Regions from separate parts of the Homo sapiens genome. Here region 1 is linked to region 2. A link is an interaction called in ENCODE POLR2A ChIA-PET data of the cell type or tissue named here. Cell type or tissue: HepG2. All regions are shown on one strand. Region 1 overlaps FRA10AC1 (FRA10A associated CGG repeat 1). Region 2 overlaps RBP4 (retinol binding protein 4).

Region 1 (5,000 bases), 95 kb before region 2:
AGAGAGTGCTGTTGAGCTTTTTAAAACAAAAAGTAAAATGCTCATATATTTTGTTACAATGCTTTGAAAAAACATGGCATTTTATTCTTTGAATTTAAAAGACTATAAAAATTGATTTTTTATATTTGCTTTTTTGAAAGTTTAATGTTGGGATTTAATTATAAATTATAAATATAATTATAAAAGTTGCATCTTCTATTTAGAGGCTTTATCATTACTAAAATAGATAAATTATATTTTATGATAATGAAAGATAAATTCTCTACTTTTAGAAACTATAATTTTTAAATTTTTCATATTGTGATTATTAGAATGAGTGGTGGTAGGAGGCTATATGCAGTTCAGCAATAGAATAAGAAGCTCTATTTCTCCCCAGATGGAGGTATATTTTTATCACAAGAGTAGTATATGCTTGAAAAATAGTCAAAAGAAAGCCTGTACTTTACAATCTTCACTTTCAACAATTTAATATATACCCTTCTAGATTTTCTGAATGTGTAAGCATGTATAGTGTGTGAATATTTTTAAAAAGCTAAATAGACTCATATTGTGCTTTTTTTTACCACCAATCAGCAATATATTATGACACCAAACAGCTCCTAAGAGAATAAAATCCTTAATTTTTTGCATTTCAGTATCAAAGACATACAAAGTTCGTAAATGACTATATTTTATACTATGGTGGCAAAAAAGAAGACTTCAAGCGTTTGGGGTAAGTATCAGGAAGTTTACATAGAAGGGAATGTGGGTTATGGGAAACTTTAAAGACCCACAGCTACTGTGCCTTCTGATTCTGTCATTCTTCCCTGCTTTCTATTCCGGTGTGCCTTTTTTTTTTTTTTTTTTTTTTTTTTTTTTTAAGATGGAGTCTCACTCTGTCGCCCAGGCTGGAGAACAGTGGCTTGATCTCGGCTCACTGCAACCTGTGCCGCTGTGGTTCAAGCGATTCTCCTACCTCAGGCTCCCGAGTAGCTGGGATTACAGGCTCCTGCCACCATGCCTGGCTAATTTTTGTATTTTTAGTAGAGACGGGGTTTCACCATCTTGGCCAGGCTGGTCTTGAACTCGTGACCTTGTGATCCACCTGTCTTGGCCTCCCAAACTGCTGGGATTACAGGCGTGAGCCACTGCACCTGGCCCCAGTTTCTTTTTTATATTATAAGGTAGAGATACCATCCACAGCTCCTGAGTAGCTCTTCATGAATCCCATTTTTTTGGACAGGCCTCAGGTAGACTCTTTACCTGCTGAGCCGGGCACAACCCTGGTGATAAAAGAATATCTGAAGAATACTCATGTGTCTTCTTGGCAAAGATCTTTGAAATAAGGAAATTTTTATACCTTGATGTTTGGGATTGCTTTTTAAAAGATAGGTAAACAAGAACTCTCAGTCTAGCATTTCTTGCACATCAAAGTCCTTCCCATGTTTAAGGCTCTTCTATCAGAACTTGTTTTTTGTTTTGTTTTGTTTTTGTTTTTTTAAATTTTTATTTTTATTTCAATAGTTTTTGAGGTACAGGTGGTTTTTGGTTGCCTGGATAAGTTCTTTAGTGGTGATTTCTGAGATTTTAGTGCACCCATCACCCAAGCACTGTATGCTATACCTAAAATGTAGTCTTTTATCCCTCACCTCCCTTCTGGCCTTCCCCCACATTGAGTCCCTAAAGTCCATTATATCAGTCTTTTGCCTTTGCATCCTCATAGCTTAGCTCCCACATATAAATGAGAACATATGATATTTGATTTTCCATTCCTGAGTTACTTCACTTAGAATAATGGCCTCCAGCTCCATCCAAGTTGCTGCAAAAAGACATCATTTCATTCCTTTCTATGGCTGAGTAGTATTCCATGGTATATATAAATGGTGTGTGTATATATATATGGTATATATATATATATATGGTGTATATATATATGGTATATATATATGGTGTGTATATATATGGTGTGTATATATATATGGTGTGTATATATATGGTGTGTATATATATATGGTGTGTATATATATATGGTGTATGTATGTGTGTATATATATATATATATGGTGTATATATATATATATGGTGTATATATATATATATATATATATATACACACACACCACATTTTCTTTATCCACTCATTGGTTGATGGGCACTTTGGTCAGTTCCATAGCTTTGCAATTGCGAATTGTGCTGCTATAGTGTGTGTGTGTCTTAGAACTTCTTAGTTTTATGTGAGGTTTTTTTTTTCCCTCTAACAATTTTCTGAGTTGGTAGGACTCTGAGAAAATTTAGTACCACCTCATTTACCCCCAATTTATCTCACCTATCAATTTATCCTATATCTCCCAACAATCACTTTTTTTTTTCCTTTTTTTTTTTACCCCCAGACTGTTAGCATTTTATTTTGAAAGGTCAATCCCTTTGGCTTTCTTCCTCCTTTACTCAGTCTTCTACCTAGGAAACTAGTAAAATGAGATACGGAAAACTTTTCATATTTTTTAAAATTAAATCTCAGCAGAGTGGTTGGTTAGAATGAAACTTATTTTCATTCACTTTATTCATTTAGTGTTTAGTCAGGTTTCTCATTCTAGCTTTGGTAACTTAGCACCATTTGTATAATTGAAACCAATGCTACAGACAGATTCCTTATCCATTTAACTTGCTTCTGTAGTAGTATTTTTATAAGTGCCTTTTGAAAATACTGAAATATTTTTATAAATATGTGAACAAATTTATACTCACCAAAAAACTATCTTCATGTATTATATTTTTAATAAAATTTTCCAAAACTCACAGAGCTATTTAACCTAAATTTGACTACTTTTGTTTTTGTATTAAATTGAAAAAGTTCTGTTTTCCAGGGAAAATGACAAGACAGACTTGGATGTTATACGAGAAAATCATAGATTCCTATGGAATGAGGAGGACGAAATGGACATGACTTGGTAATTAGCCATCAGAGGCGTAATGCATCAAATGCTTTAGTCCTGTTTCTCCTGTTTTCTGAGTGGTTTTTTAGTCAAGGTGTTCAGCCCCTTCATAGAACAGTTCTGAATCAAGGACATAAAATCAAGCCTAGGATTATTTGGTTCTTTTGGTAATTTTTGGCAGTTTTAACTGACTTCTCATTGTTTGACTTAGTCTTCAAAAAAATAACATTCTTTTTTACAGTATTGTGTGTTATCTTGTAATATGTTATTATATGCTGCTGTTTTAGAAAAAAGTCATACCTGAAAATGTTTTTTTAAATCCAAACATTACAAAGGGTAAACAGTGAAGAGTGATTCTCCTTCTTATTTGTGACTGTCAGTTCTCCAATTTCCCTCCCTGAGTGAACCACTTTTAATAGTTAATATCCAGATATTCCATGCACATGTAAGTAATAGTTCTCTTAAAACATTAATATTTATGTAGTATGTATTCTTTGACATCACTTGAAAGTAGCAAACCATGGTTGAGTTTCTAAATGTATAATATTTATATTTTCATGGGTCTAGGGAGAAGAGACTTGCTAAGAAATACTATGATAAATTATTTAAGGAATACTGCATAGCAGATCTCAGTAAATATAAAGAAAATAAGGTATGCTTTCCACATATTTATGGAAAGAGGTTCTTATTCAAGTAAAATATTAACTTTTATTATACTGTCATGCCCCACATTATTCTTTTAAAGATGCTAATTCTAGACTCAGTTGTCCTGCGTTTATGATGTGTCATTTGGACCATTTAACCTCTGCAGCTGTGGAGTTTACAAAAGGCCTATGGAAATTTATGAAGGACAAGGATGCTTTTTTTTGTTTGTGAGCTGAGGCATGAAAAGTCTAAAATTAAACGCAAGTGGGTATTGGATCCTGTTTCATCCTGACTCTAGTCTAGAGCCTCTAGTGATTGTAATGAATGACTTAACTCTACAGAATAATGTCTTATTTCACAGATGATGTTTGAAACTGATAGATTTTAAAAATTGATTACCATTTATAGAGATCCAGATGCACATCTTCTATTACATAAATGTCTATTCTAGTAAAATTAACATTTCAATCAGTGCTAATTAGTAATGACAGATTTCCTTTCCCACTTTACATCTTACTTTAGTTAATATTTTTATTTTTGGTTGGGCGTGATGGCTCATGCCTGTAATCTCAGCACTTTGGGAGGCTGAGGCAGGAAGATTGCTTGAGGCCAGGAGTTCAAGACCAGCCTGGGCAATATAGTGAGACTTTGTCTCCACAAAAACTAAAAAAAATTAGCCAGGTGCAGTGGTGCATGCCTATAGTTCTAGCTACTTGGGAGGCTGAGGTTAGAAGGTTGCTTGAGTCCAGGAGTTTGAGGCTGCAGTGAGCTATGATCGTGCCACTGCATTTCAGTGTGGGTGACAGTGAGACTCTAAAAAATAGAAAGTTACTTTTATTTCTATCTCAAACATCAAATTATAGCTGGAAAAGGTGACCCAGGAGCAGATCTCAGTTAGAAATGTGAGAGGAGGGAATGTTGCATAAATATGTGTTATAGATACTGTATATTTGTATTAAGAAAAAAACCTATTTAAAAAGCTATCTTGTATTTATCTATCATGAAGATTTATTTGTCATTTAAATCATTTGATCTCATTAGAACCAGGGTTGATTTAATAATTTTTTCAGTAGTGCCTTTAATATGTGTGTTGCTTCACAGTTTCTTATAGAAAATAGTAATAATGTTCATTTTGTATACCCTATTTATAAACCCGTGCACTTAATTTATCCCCAGAACTGCTGTTTCTTATGAACTAGTTATGGACTCTGGTTCACAGCTGTCTTCTCTGTACCACATCTGGTTCAAAAAGCACCACAGTAATTGGAGTTACTTAAAGTTACTGTATTGTAAATCAAGTGTGAAAATTATGTCTTTCTAGGAGCATGTAACAAAGGAGATTTTTCAGCCCTGGCTTATTCATGGATTGTTCTTAAGTTGTTGTTTTTTTTCTTTTTTTCATTTATTTTTCCCCACCTCCTAATACCATCATAATTCTTCAGT
Region 2 (5,000 bases):
ACCAGCCACTGTGCCAAGGTGTGTGCTTTCTCCATGCTTTCTCCTCCTGTCTTTCACATCACCACTCCACCTAGCTCTGCATTTCCTCCGTCTCTTTGGGCTGAATCCCTGAGACAGCTTGACTATCTGGGGCTCCCACAGAGGCCGAGAGAGCCCTATCCAAGGACGGAGGGAACACTGTGCATAGGGGTGGATGCCTCCCAAGTGCCTGGCCTGCTGATGCTGAGATTCTGAGCCAGGCACAGTGTGCTGTGGCTGTGGCCTCTTCCCTTTCCACTAAGCTGTGAAAATCAGATGTGGAGGGGAGTGATGTTGAGGACTTGTAGAAGAACATCCTAAAATTTGGCCTAATCATGAGAAAACAGTGTCTACATGCTCTTTTTCCCATTTTTTTCCCCATTTATCCTAAGTTTCAAATCAGGAATCTACTTGGTAGCTAGAGAATAATGCAGGCCAGGGGACACATATCATGGAATCTTAGAGAGGGAGAGTTAACCTTTTGGAGGGGGTTCAATATGTAGATGAATAAACTGAGGCCAAGAGAACTTTGCCCAAGGACATGCAACAAGTTTGTTAGAGCCAATGTCAGAAGCCAGGCTTCCAAATCTCAGGCCAGGATCAGGTGGCCCTGAACTGCAGGGACTCCTAATCCAGACCAGCTTTTGCAAAGTATTGTTTGAGCTCTTCTGTGAGATAGGACCAAGGGTTGTTCAGGGAGACTCTCTCTGCTCGGTGATCCAGGGTAGAAGTGTCCTTTATTGTAACCCTTTGCTCTCCATATATGGCACACCACCCTCTTGGACTTCCTCTAAAGTTGTGTGTTGGATGAAATTGCATTTTTAAATTTTATTTAATTTTTAATTTTAATTTATTATTATTTTTTTTTTAGAGACAGGGTCTCACTGTCACCCAGGCTGGAGTGCAGTGGCGCCATCATGGCTCACTGCAGCCTCAACCTCCTGGGCTCAAGCCATCCTACCACCTCAGCCTCCTGAGTAGCTGGAACTACAGGCATGGGCCAGCATGCCTGGCTAATTTTTGTATTTTTTGTGGAGTCAGGGTCTCCCCAGCTTGCCCAAGCTGGTCTTGATCTCCTGGGCTCAAGCCATCCTCCCATCTCGGCCTTCCAAAGTGCTGGGATTACAAGTATGAGCCACCATACCTGGTAGAGAAAAAGCTTAGAAGCTTTATTTTTATTTATTATCCTTGGAAATAATAAAAATTATTTCAAATAGTGCAGCAAAACATCCCAAAGTGATTTATTTAGAGTAAAATATACTTTTCTGATAATGGATTACAAAAATCAATACCAGAGGTACAAGATTATTAATTTTTAGAAAGAGGAAACACATATGTTCTATAGCATTTTGAGATGTGCTCCTTAATGGACTAGGATTCTGTTGGCAATGCCTTTAGGCACAGGGTCAGAGAGGACCCAATGAGAAGGGAGCATTTTGTTTCTTGCCTCCTCCCCCTATCAAACCAGATTAGTTTGCTTTTGTCTCTTGTATATTGGTATTTTATCAGGATTTCATTTGGAGGGCGAAAAAGTACTGCCATCTTGAAAGTGATTGCTATAGATATTAAGTGAGATGACTATAATATGGAAGGCTTAAGGATAAATTCCTTCTTAGGTTACATTTCAAAAAAGAAGCTGTGCAGTGTTGTAGTTAAGCCCGCCCGGTTAAAATTAGACCTCCTAAGTTCAAATCCCAACTCCACCACTACTTGTGGAACTTTAGATATGTTCCTTCACTTCTCTGTGCCTATTTCGTCATCTGCAAAGTGAAACGATCATAGAACCTACCTCATAGAGTTGTGTTACAAGATGCAATGAGTCAACAGGCAGAAAGCACTCAGAACAGTGCCTGAGACATGAGTTCTTTGTAAGTGTTTGATATGATGGCTGCTTAGTTATCTCCCTGGTCGTGAAATCATAGCTTTAGATTCTGGGTCTAGAATGGGAGGACCCATGGAGACCACTGGGTTCAAGTCTCTTGTTTTAGAAGTGAAGAAACTGGGGCCCATAGAGAAGTGACTGGCCTAGGGGCACAGGGTGAATTTTTGGCACTTAGTGACACCTCTTAACCCATGGCTTGTAAAAAGGCACAAACAATGCCTTTGTTTTCTGAGTATCTCGCAAATGGCATGGCTTGATGCACCTACCTTGTTCTGTTTTACATGCTTGTTTTGGGGTCATCTTAACAAACTCTACTTTCATTCCTCGTGCCAGTTTCTTCCCTGACCATGGTCTTGCTTTAAACACTGACTTGGACAGAGGGATTTGAAGGCCACTCCAAGAGTGGGCTGCATCCTCAGCCTCTCCCCTGCTCCACACACTGCATCTCACCAAACGGATGTGTTTAAAATGAGGTGCGCTTATGGAGAGAAAGTAACTCAGGGCCAAGCGATCATGAAATTTGTTGTCGAATTATTTTAAAATTAAATGTGATCAATCTCTACAGTTGAATGTCAGTGTTAACAGACTGATGTGGCTTGCTGCTCCAGCCTTGGGCATGCTCCATACTGGTCTTCCCTTCTGGCTCCACCAGCAGCAAGCAGGATGTCTCAGGGGTTGAGGATACTACCATCAGCAGGTCTTGGTTGAATACAGGCTAGCCTCCCTGAGATTTGACTTCCTTCACTATGAAATGGGGATAAAGAATAGTTTCTATTTCATAGAATCATTGGAAGGACTAATTAAGGTAATTTGTGAAAATGCTTAGCCTAGTGCATAGTAAGTGCTCAATAAATATTAGTTATATCATCATTGTTTTGTGCTCTTGTAGAAAGACCTGGACAAAGACTCTCCTTGTGTCCTTCTGTCAGATGAAGTCTGTCACTCTGCTAGTAAAGGGGCCCTTGTCAGACTGAATAACAATGCAAGCCTGAATGTTTACATTAGTGTTGGTCAAAGTCAGGGTTCCTGCTCCATCTATATCTAAATACACTAGGGTGCTTGTTAACAAATGCACATTTCTGGACTCAAACCCAGAATTATGGAGTCAGAAATTCTAAGGGCACGGCCCTGGAATCTGCATTTTAAGTATGCTCCTTGGGTATGCTGTTTCTGCACAATGAAGTTTGAGAACCACTGGTCTAGATAATTCAATCTGAAGAGCTTGGCTTACTCAGGTATCAAGGCCTCAGACTCCACTCACTTTTCTGGGGCCTGTTGGGGTATTTTGACAATGCATCAGAAATAGCATTGAATCTGTTGCCTGGCTGGCTCAGCTGGACTGTTAGGCCTGAGAACCACAGGGAGCTTCCCACCTGGTCTTGCTGCTTTAGATGATTGGAGCATGCAGGTTTAGGGAGCTGAAAGGACACATGCCAGGCCCACAGCAGTGAGCAACAGAACAGACCAATGGAACCAGGTTGCCTGAGACAGCGCCCTCTACCAAGCATTTTCTTTGGTTTTGGGACTGGCAGTCCAAACCGCTAAACCAGTCTGTGTAGGTACAGTATACACACAGCTGCAGCATGACCCCACTTCCTAGGATGGTAGAGGGGAGGCAGGGGCTCCCAGCCACACAGCCACTGCCTCCAACGCTCTCTGTCCCTAGCTCCACTGCATGCGGTTAGCTGGAGTCTGGAAATGGCTGGGGGTGTCTGGTTCTCCAGAGGAGCCCTGCCCAGCTGCCGGGTGTGAGGAGGTTAGAGAACCAACCTCATTCTCGCAGTGCTCTGGCAGTTCATCTCTTGCAAATACTCTTAAAAGGGAGAGCCTGGTCAAGGTCACTATGATTTAAATTCCTCGTCTTTGAATTATTCAGCCAAAAGAGCCTGGAGATTAACCAAACCAACTTAGGCCTTCTTTTAAAGTCAAGAACAGTAGCCAATTTTACTAAATCCAAGTATTGAAAGTTACTTAATTCCTCTGTCAAAATTTAAATGATGGCGACCATTTTGGAGGAAAAAAAAAAAAAAAAAGTTAAGCTGCCGATCGGCCAAGCTAATAGCTGCCTGGATCATGAGTCGAGGTAACATTTCAAAGGCAAGTGTTTTTGTGTCTGAGGGTGCCTGTGACAGACACTGTGATCCTCGTAACCAGGGAAAGAATGACTTCATCCAAGGATGAGGAAGACCACCCAGATACTCTGGAGCCTGTGAGGGGAGTCAGTGGTTAGGGTGAGGCCCAGCAGGCAGCCCTGTGGCTTCTGTTCCCAGCCTTTCTGCTGAATAACTTTATGGTTCCTGCTGAGCAGTCATGGTTCTGGAACATCTCCTCAGCCCCACCTCTGACACTGTTACCCTGGAACAGCCTCAAGGCACAGGAGTGGCTCATTCTCCTGGCAGGCCTAGGGTGAGTTGAAGAGAGGGGCTCCACACCCACTCCTGTGACAGCCCCCCTGCAGAGCCTGGGTTTGGGCTGAACCCCATCCTAGGCTGGCACTCCAGGGGTTCTCAGAGAGGCACACCCAGAGGCAACTTAGGACCAGCATTCCAGGTGGCCTTACACCCTCTAACGCTGGGGGATCCAGTTCCCTCTGCGCTTCTCCAACTGGAACACTGCAGAGGGAGCATCACCCCTTGCTCCAACACCTGAGCCTGAGATGGAGACACAAAGCCTTTTTGTTTCTTGCCCCTCTCCCGTCAGTGTACTGATTGTCTGGAGACAGTGTGGTGTAGAGGTGAAGCATGTGGGCTCTGGGATCACACTCCCTTGCTTGAATCCCAGTTCTGCCCTGCTCTTTGTGACCCTAGGTGAATTATTAAGTATCTCTGTGCCTCAGTTTCCTCACCTGTAAAGTAGAGGATGATAGTGTGCAGTTTTGGATCAATGTGAGAGGTAACCGAGAAAACAAATGGGAGTGTCCATACAGTGACTGGCACATAATTAAGTGCTCAGAAAGTCCCAATCATGGTATTGTGTCAACAAGAAGGTTAAATTAAGTAGAGATGTGGCACTTTTATCTCAATACAGGGTGACACTGTTCTTTCTCTGTGGCAAATCGCTCACATACATTCTTTTTTTCTTTCTTTTTTATTTTTTTAAG

What was found. ChIA-PET counts read pairs that join two places held together with the same protein. Peaks named below come from ENCODE experiments on the same cell type or tissue, not always from the same donor. Only the 100,000 strongest peaks of a DNase experiment are listed, where the experiment ranks them.
Region 1: POLR2A ChIA-PET joins it to region 2 with 6 read pairs; 5 of 35 experiments call an interaction of 5 or more read pairs at or near these places.

The regions. Positions count from the first base shown.
Region 1 is chr10:93,690,573-93,695,572 of GRCh38, reverse strand. FRA10AC1 (FRA10A associated CGG repeat 1) reads left to right here. Exons shown (of 14, transcript NM_145246.5): 5 at 636-712; 6 at 2,844-2,927; 7 at 3,480-3,564. Among named protein-coding and RNA genes, the nearest start is that of FRA10AC1, 9.5 kb to the left of the region's middle. In HepG2, no CTCF peak of the experiment used is centred here; no DNase peak of the experiment used is centred here.
Region 2 is chr10:93,595,135-93,600,134 of GRCh38, reverse strand. The region is part of intron 4 of RBP4 (retinol binding protein 4); the gene reads left to right. Among named protein-coding and RNA genes, the nearest start is that of RBP4, 3.6 kb to the left of the region's middle. In HepG2, a CTCF peak has its summit at 3,402; DNase peaks (open chromatin) are centred at 662, 2,884 and 3,394; H3K4me3 peaks cover 1,989 bases.